2 separate regions of the Homo sapiens genome follow, and region 2 is linked to region 1. A link is a contact called in ENCODE Hi-C or POLR2A ChIA-PET data. All regions are on one chromosome and are shown on one strand. Each heading gives the region's core, a stretch centred on a gene start or an enhancer-like site at or near the end of the contact. The rest is flanking DNA. Distances are from core to core; before and after follow the strand shown. Region 1 holds the start of MIR7-3HG (MIR7-3 host gene). Region 2 holds the start of MYDGF (myeloid derived growth factor).

Region 1 (5,134 bases), core at 698-3,197:
GCGATTCTCCTGCCTCAGCCTCTGTAGTAGCTGGGACTACAGGCACCCGCCACCGCACTCGGCTAATTTTTGTATTTTTAGTAGAGACGAGGTGTCACCATATTGGCCAAGCTGGTCTCGAACTCCTGACCTCAGGTCATCCACCCGCCTCGGCCTCCCAAAGTGCTGGAATTACAGGGGTGAGTCAACGCACCTGGCTGGGATCTATCTCATGGGGCTGCCCTGAGGCCTTCAGATCACTCAGCAGGTAGAATGTCTGGCACTGACCCTGGCACAGAGTAAAAGCTTAGGGAAGGGGAGAGAGAAAGGGTGGCAGGTCTTCCTGTGCAACCTGAGGAACTTCACTTTTGTCCTGGCCTGAATGATCAGGTCCTGTACAGCTGTCCCTGATTTATATCCTAACTGTCCCTTCTATGCTTGCTCACCCCCCAGGGCCTGTTCTTTCCCCCACCCCCACCAGGGCCCTTACACTGACTGTTCCTTCAACCCAATGCCCATACCAACATGTGAGCAGAGTTTTCATGTCTTTACCCTCCCTAAAGGCAAGGTTGGTTGCTGAATTCATGTATGTATCTCCAGTGCCTAGTACAACAAGTTTGTTGAGCAAATAAATGGGTGGAATAGATCAGGAAAGAATAACAGCTGCATTATTAGAAAACTTACCGTAAACAGACATGATTGCTAGTGCCATGCCAAGCCATATTGGGACCTCAGGCAAAAGGAAAAGTCAGAAAGGCTGGTTCTGCCTTTATTTACATTTTTGATATTTTGTTCATTGTGGATTTTGGCATACATTTTGATTTCTTAAAACATTGCATCGATTTTTTTTTGAGACAGGGTCTTGCTCTGTCACCTAGGCTGGAGTGCAGTGGTGCAATCATAACTCACTGCAGCTTCGACCTCCTGGCCTCAAGTGATCCTCTCACCTCAGCCTCCCAAGTAGCTGAGACCACAGGTGCCATTCTCTCTCTCTCTCTCTCTCTCTCTCTCTGTTTCTCTCTTTCTCTCTCCCTCTCTCCCTCTTTCTCTCTCAGAAACGGGGTCTCACTATGTTGCCCAGGCTCATCTTGAAATCCTGGCCTCAAGTGATCCTCCCACCTTGGCCTCCCAAAGTGCTCAGATTACAAGCATGAGCCATTGCACCTGGCCTGAAATATTATTTACCTTGATTATTGAGTTTTTTGGTGCCCCTTTAAGTTTTGCACCTGAGGCTGGTGCCTCACCCAACTCACATTAGCCCCTGCCCTGATTATTTCTAACATGCAATCCACACCATATCATTAGTTCCTCAGCAAATACTCTACTATTATCACTACTTCACAGTTGCAAAAACTGAGGCACAACTGTGCCCAATGTCCCAAAGGAAGGAGAAGAAAAATCTGAACTTGAACCCCAGTTTCTTCGTTTTTTGGTTCAGAGCCTGCCCAGTATAGCACTACAATAAGCTGAATTTTATAAATTGGGTTTTGAGTTAAGGAATCAAAAGCTTCAGGCTTAAGTCCCACCTCTGCCCCAGAGTCTTCTGAGCCCTCCATTTTCACAGACGTCAGTTGCCCTAGGTGGAACTGGACTTTAATATTCTCCACATCCCTTATTTTTTCCCAAAACAGTTTACCAGCTTTTTCTTTCCTGAACCAGGAGCAATAGCAAAAATTGGGAATGGGAAGAAACAGGTACCAGCCAGGACACCTGAACGAACTTGGAGCTCAGGAACCCAGGAGGGGATTGGAGAGAGTGGGGAGACTCCATGGTCCACAATGAATGCTCCTTCCCCATCCGAAAAAATCCCCTAGCCCAGTTTTTGGGCAGATGCCAGACTTTTATTCTGAAGCGTGGGCCACAACCTATGAGGTAATCTTTGGAGCTTCATTCTGAGGCGGAATCCCATTGGCCAGTTGGGGAAGCCCCTCCCAGGATTCCTGGCGCTCCGCCTTCCCTGAAGCCTATAAAAGCGCAGGTCCCCGCCTCGGCAGCCACGGGACACCTGCATCTGCCAACAAGACTGGAAGCAGGTGAGGCACACAGAGGGGGAGGCCCGCAGCTGCGTGGGAGGAGGGGTGGTCTGAGGGACGTGGGATGCCGGGAATGAGGCTGGTTTGCAGGTTGGCGCATGGACATTTTCCCAGAAAGGGACAGAGACGGCGAAGTTTGACGGTCTGGAAAGCAGAGACCAGCAGGGCTGACTGCTTGGGAGGTAAGTTCTGGGGACATGGTACAGGGTGAGGAGCAGGTATCAGTGCTAGTTGCGACCCCTCTGTGTCTCCCCCCCGCCACCCCATTGCCATTCTGAAGCTCCCCAGGAAGAAGCTAGGAGGGGAAATAAATTGAGTGGGGGTGGGGTTTCCCAAGAATCGGAGGAACCGAGAACGAAGAGGGGTGGGGGAACGGGGAAAGAGAGAGGAAAATCAAGTTTTCTTCAGCACGAGGGACAGCTCTCCACCGACCGAAGGAGGAGAATGCTATTTATTTCAGCACCAAATATCCGGACAGCGCCTCTCGGGAGGTCCGAGAAGAGAACCGCGATCTGTTTCAGCACCGGGGCTCAGGACAGTTCCCAGCGGGCTCCGTTTCGTCTCCAGAACCCTGGACAGCTCCTCCAGGTAACGGGAGAGCCCTTTGACCCTGATTTTGCAGGGGGAGGACGAGAGAGGGTGGTCTGAGGTGCCTGGCATTTCTGGAGACCTGCACCTCATGTAATGGATTTTTAAACAAAGTATTTTCCAGATAAGCACACACAGAAGTCTGCAATTTTCTTTTTTTTTCGAGACGGAGTCTTGCTCTGTCGCCCAGGCTGGAGTGCAGTGGCACGATCTCGGCTCACTGCAACCTCTGCCTCCTGGGTTCAAGGGATTCTCCTGCCTCAGCCTCCCGAGTATCTGGGATTACAGGCACATGCCACCACTCCCGGCTAATTTTTGTATTCTTAGTAGAGACGGGGTTTCACCATGTTGGCCAGGCTGGTCTCAAACTCTTGACCTCTTCATCCGTCCACCTCAGCCTCCCAAAGTGCTAGGATTACAGGCGTGAGTCACTGCGCCTGGCCCAAGTCCGGAATTTTCAACAGGTAAGATACCTCACTGGGGTAACAGCTGCCTGCTAAGATGACATTATGGTGTCTCTTCCAGACTTCGGTGAGAAACCTTGTGCCAAGCATTTTACATACATCATATCATGCCATCTTCAACCCTAGGACATGGGTGTTACTGTGCCCATGTGACATTTGGGGAACCCAAGGCCCTGAGAAAGGCAGAAAAATAACCCACGCAGGGACTCTCAGCCCACAAGTGAAGCTGTAAGTCAACCCCACCAGTCCAACTCCAAATCCCATGTCTCTGACGTGCCTGGGTGGGAGGTGGGCCCTTGGAGATCAGACCCTGCTTCTCTCCAGGAGAACCGGGAATGGAAAACAGGGAGGCAGCACAGAGGCAGGAAACTCAGGTGTCATAGCTTGGCTCAGGTGAGAAGGAGGAGCTGGGCAGGGGTCTCAGACATGGGGCAGAGGGTGGTGAAGAAGATTAGAGTGGCTGTGGTCTAGTGCTGTGTGGAAGACTAGTGATTTTGTTGTTCTGATGTACTACGACAACAAGTCACAGCCGGCCTCATAGCGCAGACTCCCTTCGACCTTCGCCTTCAATGGGCTGGCCAGTGGGGGAGAACCGGGGAGGTCGGGGAAGAATCGCTTCCACTCGGAGTGGGGGGGCTGGCTCACTCCAGGCGATACAGGCACAGGCAAAGGAGGGAAGCAAACAAGGACATACATCCTGTGCTCATACAGCCATGCACCATGTATGGGGTTTGTCACATCACTCGTACGCCCCCACAAGCCTGGAGATAGAACATACCTGACTCTAAACCCAAGACCTCTAACCACCTTATGGCGCTTTCCTGGGAGACCCAATGAGGGAATGACATTTAAAGCCCTCCCTAGACCAGAGTTCTCAGGGTACTTTTCTATTAAAAAAAAAATTATTATTTTTTTGGCCGGGTGGCTCACGCCTGTCATCCCAGCACTTTGGGAGGCCAAGGCAGGTGGACCACTTGAGGCCAGGAGTTCAAGACCAGCCTGGACAACATGGTGAAACTCCATTTCTCCTAAAAATACAAAAATTAGCTGGGCGTTGTGGCACACACCTGTAGTCCCAGCTACTCGGGAGGCTGAGGCATGGGAATCCCTTGAACCCAGGAGGCAGAGGCTGCATGACCCAAGATTGCACCACTGCACTCCAGCCTGGGCAACAGAGAGAGATTCTGTCTCAAAAAACATTTTTTTTTTCTTTTTTGTAAAGACATGGTCTCCTGCCTCAGCCTCTCAAAGTGCCAAGATTACAGGTGTGAGCCACCGAACCCAGCCTAAGGATACTTTTCAATAAAAGTTCCAGAAGTGGGCTGGGTGTGGGAGCTCATACCTGTAATCCTAACATTTTGGGAGGATGAGATGGGAGGATTGCTTGAGTACAGGAGTTTGAGACCAGCCTGGGCAATATAGTGAGACCCCGTGAGTTGACACATGCCTGTAGTCCCAACTACTTAGGAGGTGGGAGGAACACTTGAGCCTGGGAGATCAAGGCTGCAGTGAGCCATGACTGCACCACTGCACTCCAGACTGGGCAACAGAACAACACCCTGTTTCAAAAAAAAAGTTTCAGAAAAGATTCCTTTCCTGTCTGCTACCCATCAGTGTCATGGGCCAATCATAGGACAAGTGTGAACTTGTGCCCAGTGGTGACTTATGACATCATAAAGGCTCACCACCTTTGCCAGACATGGTGGCTCACACTTGTAATCCCAGCACTTTGGGAGGCCAAGGTGGGAGGATAGCTTGAGCTCAGGAGTTCGAGACCAGCCTGGGCAACATAGCAAGACCTCATCTCAGTAAAAAATAATAAATAAATAAATAAATATATAAGACTCACTCCCAATTCTCTGCAACACCCTAATCAAGTGAAAAACTGCACATGGTTACCTGTTCTCCAGCCTCAGGGCTTTTGCCTCTGCTGTTCCTGCAGCTTGGAATGCACTCCCTCCACCTCCAACCAGAGCTCCCCACAACTGACCCTGCCTTCTTCTGCAAGCTCCATTTCATCAAGGGAAACGATCCTTATTGCCTCACCATTTCCCACGTGAAGTCTGTATT
Region 2 (5,134 bases), core at 1,443-3,942, 99 kb before region 1:
CACAAGTAACTGAATTCTGCCAACTAAGAGCTTGAAGGAGAGGATTCTTCTCCCAGCCCAGAGACTTTTTTTTTTTTTGAGACAGGGTCTTGCTCTGTTGCCCAGTAGCACAATCACGGCTCACTACAGCCTTGACCTCCTGGGCTCAAGCGATCCTCCCACCTCAGTCTCCCAAGTAGCTGGAACCACAGGTGCACGCCACCACGCTGGGCTAATTTTTTTATTTTCTGTAGAGATGGGGCATGAGCCACCATGCCTTGCCTGTGATACCTTTATTTATTTATTATTTATTTTTTGAGACAGAGTCTCGCTCTGTTGCCCAGGCTGGAGTGCAGTGGCACAATCTTGGCTCACTGCAACCTCCGTCTCCTGGGTTCAAGTGATTCTCCTGCCTCAGCCTCCTGAGTAGCTGGGACTACAGGCATGTGCCACCATGCCCAGCTAATTTTTGTATTTTTAGTAGAGATGAGGTTTTGCCATGTTGGCCAGGCTGGTCTCGAACTTTGACCTCAGGTGATCTGCCCGCCTCAGCCTCCCAAAATACCTTGAGTTTGGTTTTATGAAGCACACAACTGAGCTGACCCAGACTTCTGACCTACAAAGCTATGAGATAATAAATGGGTGCTGTTTTAAGCCCCTAAGCTGTGATAACTTGTTGCACTGCACATAAAATACAACATCCCAACAGATGCTCATGGGGATGGCAGACTCCCATCTCCCCTCCCTCCTTCTGTCCAGACATTTGCTTGCTCTGTAGAATAATAACAGCAGAATCTGTCGTCACTGTTTAATGCCAATACTCTCCCTTTTTATTGGTTTAGGAAGAGTCATTCAATGAGTGTAAGGTGATATAGGTGAGACCCAACCCTGCTGTCTGCTACAGAACATCTCCCTACAACAATGGATACTGTCACAGTAAGCTAGAGGGAATTTTGAACAACTCACCTCATTGGTCCCTCCTTGAGAGGCGTAAGTGAACATACACGTATATTTGTCCTAGAGAATGGAAGGAAAAAAAAGGTTTGGTAGAAGGAAATTTTTATTTTGTTTAAGAGACGGGGTCTTGCTGTCACCCAAGCTGGAGTGCAGGGGCACAATGACAGCTCACTGCAGCCTCGAACTCCCAGGTTTGAGTAATCCTCTTGCCTCAGCCTCTCAAGTAACTGAGACAATAGGTACGCAACCACCACACCCGACTAATTTTTTTTTTTTTTTTTGAAGCAGAGTCTTGTTCTGTCGCCCAGGCTGAAGTGGGATGATCTCAGCTCACTGCAACTTCTGCCTCCCGGGTTCAAACGATTCTCCTGCCTCAGCCTCCTGAGTACTTGGGATTACAGGCACCTGCTACCACACCTGGCTAATTTTTCGTATTTTTGTAGAGATGGGTTTTGCCATGGGACCTGGACAAGTGAAAACTTTTCTGAGCCTCTAGTTTCTCTCTGTTTCTCTTTTTTATGTGAAGCATTTTCTCATCTGTAACTTGGGCCTAACATATAAAGGACTTGGCATCACACCTAACTATAAGGAAGTAGTCAACAAACTGGCCTGGCACAGTGGCTCACGCCTGTAATCCCATCACTTTGGGAGGCCGAGGTGGGCGGGTCACCTGCGGTCAGGAGTTCAAGACCAGCCTGGCTAACATGGTGAAATCCCATCTGTACTAAAAATACAAAGATTAGTAGTCCCAGCTACTTGGGAGGCTGCGGCAGGAGAATGGCATGAACCTGGGAGGCAGAGGTTGCAGTGAGCCAAGATCGCGCCACTGCACTCCAGCCTGGGCGACAGAGTGAGGCTCCATCTCAAACAACAACAACAACAATTATCCGGGTGTGGTGGCACACGTCTGTAATCCCAGGTACTGGGGAGGCTGAGGCAGAAGAATTGCTTGAACCCAGAAGGCTAAGGATGCAGTGAGCCGAGATCCCGCCACTGCACGCAAGTCTAAAAAGAAATAGTCAAAAAACAGTAAAGATACTGTTATTACAGGCGGGGAAAGGGAGGCTGAGAGGGGAAAGGACTTTGCCGACAAGCTGAGTACAGGGCTGAGGGCCCGGCCTCACACCCTCGGTGAGGGGGGACCTTGTGCAATGGAAGGAAGGAGCACTTCCTCCCTCTTCGGAGCTGCAGCGACTGATTTCCTTCAGGCCCAGGAGGGCAGATGCCCTTTAGCCTCCTGCCGCTCCCATCACTGACCCCTCCCCACCTCTGCGTCTGGAGGGCAGGGGTGCCTGGACACTCCAGGCAGGCGACAGGTGACAGGTGATCACGCCCCCTCAACGCCGCCGGGGCCCACAAGGCCCCGCTCCCTATGAGTTCAGTCCTGCCCCAGTGATGACCCCGGCCTCACGGTCCCGCGCCCCCCACTCAGCCTCCGACCCTAACAATCCGCACCCCTTCTTCAGTACCCACCTCCGCGGTCCGCGCCCCCTCCTCGGGCCCCGCCCCCAATGCTCCGCGCCCCCTCCCCGGGCCTGCCAGCACTCAAATATCCGGGACGGCGGTGGCACGTACCCCCGGGCCCACGTTATGGGAGAAGGAATGCACGACGCCGCCGGGCCGCACGTCAAACGCCACCGTCGTGGGCTCGGACACCGCCTCCGCCGGCCTCAGCGCCACGGCCCCTAGGAGCAGCGCGGCCCACAAGCTCGCGCCGACGCCGTTCCACCCTCCGCTGGGCGCCGCCATGTTGGACTAGGGTCCTCAGGGCAGGGGCGGGTAGACGGGGCGCGGCGAGGGACACGTGGAGCGTCCGCCGGAGGCCACGTCGGCGTCGGCTGTCCACGTGACCCGGCACGCCCCGCCCTGTCCACCGCCCGGGGCCACCATCTTGGGGGCGGGACTTTGTCGAGGGGGCGGGACTTTTGCCGAGGGGGCGGGGCCGCCGAGGGGGCGGGGCCGCCGAGGGGGCGGCCTCGTACCCTAGGGACCCTGCGTAGCCCGGCGATCCTTGGAGGGTCCCTCAGGTGGTAATGGAGTTCGTTTTGGGGTCTCAGGGTCCCTCACCAGCCGTGTGACTGACTGCAGCTCTTTCAGTTAGGAGATGTACAGGGAGTGAGGGAAATCGAAGGTCACCATTAGGCGAACTTCTCATAATCGTTGCAGCCAAGATGTGTGTGCATCGATATTCAAAATTAGCAGAGGGAAAGTAGGATGAGAAGCAGGATGCTTGCTTTTGTTTCCCTCTTGTTGCCCAGGCTGGAGGGCAGTGGCGCGATCTCGGCTCACTGCACTCTCCGCCTCCCAGGTTCAAGTGATGCACCTGCCTCAGCCTCCCGAGTAGCTGGGACTACAGGTGTTCACCACCACCCCTGGCTAATTTTTGTATTTTTAGTAGAGACAGGTTTTCACCATGTTGGCCAGGCTGGTCTTGAGCTCCTGACCCCAAGTGATCCGCCTGCCTCGGCCTTCCAAAGTGCTGGGATTACAGGTGTGAGTCATCACGCTCGATCAGTCTGTGTATTTGTTAATAGGATTATGTGGGTGTTCACTTCCTGGCTTTGATAACCTGGCTTGTCCTAGGGGTTACAGACGATGTTCACATTAGGGGGAGTTGGATGAAGCGTATTAGGAAACCCTACAGTTTCTGCAGATTTTCTGGGAGGCAAAAATTATTTCAAAATAAAAAGTTAAAAAGAAAATAATCCCTACCTCAAGGAGTTGTTGGGAGGAGTAAGTGAGGGAATTAAGTTCCCACACCGGGACGAATGAACTGAGAATTATATATTGTAGCTATTGCTATCATTAGATCCCAGGTTTTCAACTAGAGAAGGAAGTCATTCTTTGGTTACAAATGGCTTAACATTTCAAGAAAACACCAGTGGCCAGGCCTGGGGGGTCAATAATTAAGCTGGTGTTTCTAGTCCTTCCCAACTGGCAAAAAACAGAATCCAGAGAGAAAACGTCATAGATGACTCCTAAGATGGGTTATAATTCACCCTTTGAGGAATTAAATCACTCTACTCCATAGCTACGGAGGGTGGTGAGCCCCAGGGAGGTGAGAAGGATCCCCGTGGAGGCTGACTCCTCTGCCAATGACAGAAGTCCAAGCCAGTTGCCTTTCTGCAGTGGCAGCCTGTTCTAAATTGGGATACCTGCTTGCGTTAGGAAATTTATTGGCCGGGCGTGATACTTCATGCCTGTAATTCCAACCCTTCGGGAGGCCAAGGTGGGTGGATTGCTTGACCTCAGGAGTTCTAGACCATTCTGGGCAACATAGTGAGACCCCATTCCTATATATATATTCATATATTCACATATGTGAATATATATATTCATATATTCACATATGTGAATATATATATTCATATATTCACATATGTGAATATATATATTCATATATTCACATATGTGAATATATATATTCATATATTCACATATGTGAATATATATTCATATATTCACATATGTGAATATATATTCATATATTCATATATACTTATATATTCATATATTCATATATACTTATATATTCATATATATGAATATATATTCATATATTCATATATATGAATATATATTCATATATTCATATATACTTATATATATATTCATATATTCATATATACTTATATATATTCATATATTCATATATATGAATATATATTCATATATATGAATATATATATTAATATATTCATATATATATACTTATATTCATATATTCATATATATACTTATATTCATATATTCATATATATACTTATATTCATATATTCATATATATACTTATATATATTCATATATTCATATATATACTTATATATATTCATATATTCACATATATACTTATATATATTCATATATTCATATATATACTTATATATATATATATTTAAAGATATTTTAAGATTATTTTTTAAAGATAGCCGGACATGGTGGTGGGCGCCTGTAATCCCAGCTACCTGGGAGGCTGGGGCAGGAGAATCTTTTGAACCCAGGAGGCATAGGTTACGGTGAGCTGAGATCATGCCACTGCACTCCAGCCTGGGTCCCAGAGCAAGACTCCGTCTTAATAAATAAAGAAATAAACAAACAAATCTCTTCCTCCATGCAGCTGTCTGTTCTGGACCCATGAGACACTGTCTCCATAAACTGGACAAGCACAGAGCAGCCCTGTTCCTTAGGTGAGTGACAC

What was found. A loop is a pair of places that touch in the nucleus more often than their neighbours do. ChIA-PET counts read pairs that join two places held with the same protein, here RNA polymerase II (POLR2A). Pooled maps may share reads with other maps.
Region 2: a loop to region 1 is called in a pooled map, with 5 times the contacts of the local background. The contact joins the promoter of MYDGF here to the promoter of MIR7-3HG in region 1. A Hi-C loop is called at or near these places in 6 of 50 pooled maps. POLR2A ChIA-PET finds 5 or more read pairs at or near these places in 2 of 52 experiments (GM12878 and H1).

Annotation. Positions count from the first base shown.
Region 1 is chr19:4,767,158-4,772,291 of GRCh38, forward strand. It overlaps MIR7-3HG (MIR7-3 host gene), which reads left to right and starts at 1,948. Exons shown (of 3, transcript NR_027148.1): 1 at 1,948-2,194; 2 at 2,473-2,600; 3 at 5,007-5,134. It overlaps MIR7-3 (microRNA 7-3), which reads left to right and starts at 3,513; the gene lies at 3,513-3,622. RefSeq lists a silencer at 2,380-2,674.
Region 2 is chr19:4,667,650-4,672,783 of GRCh38, forward strand. MYDGF (myeloid derived growth factor) reads right to left here and starts at 2,693. Exons shown (of 6, transcript NM_019107.4): 1 at 2,512-2,693; 2 at 946-996. The coding sequence starts at 2,685. RefSeq lists a silencer at 2,693-3,082.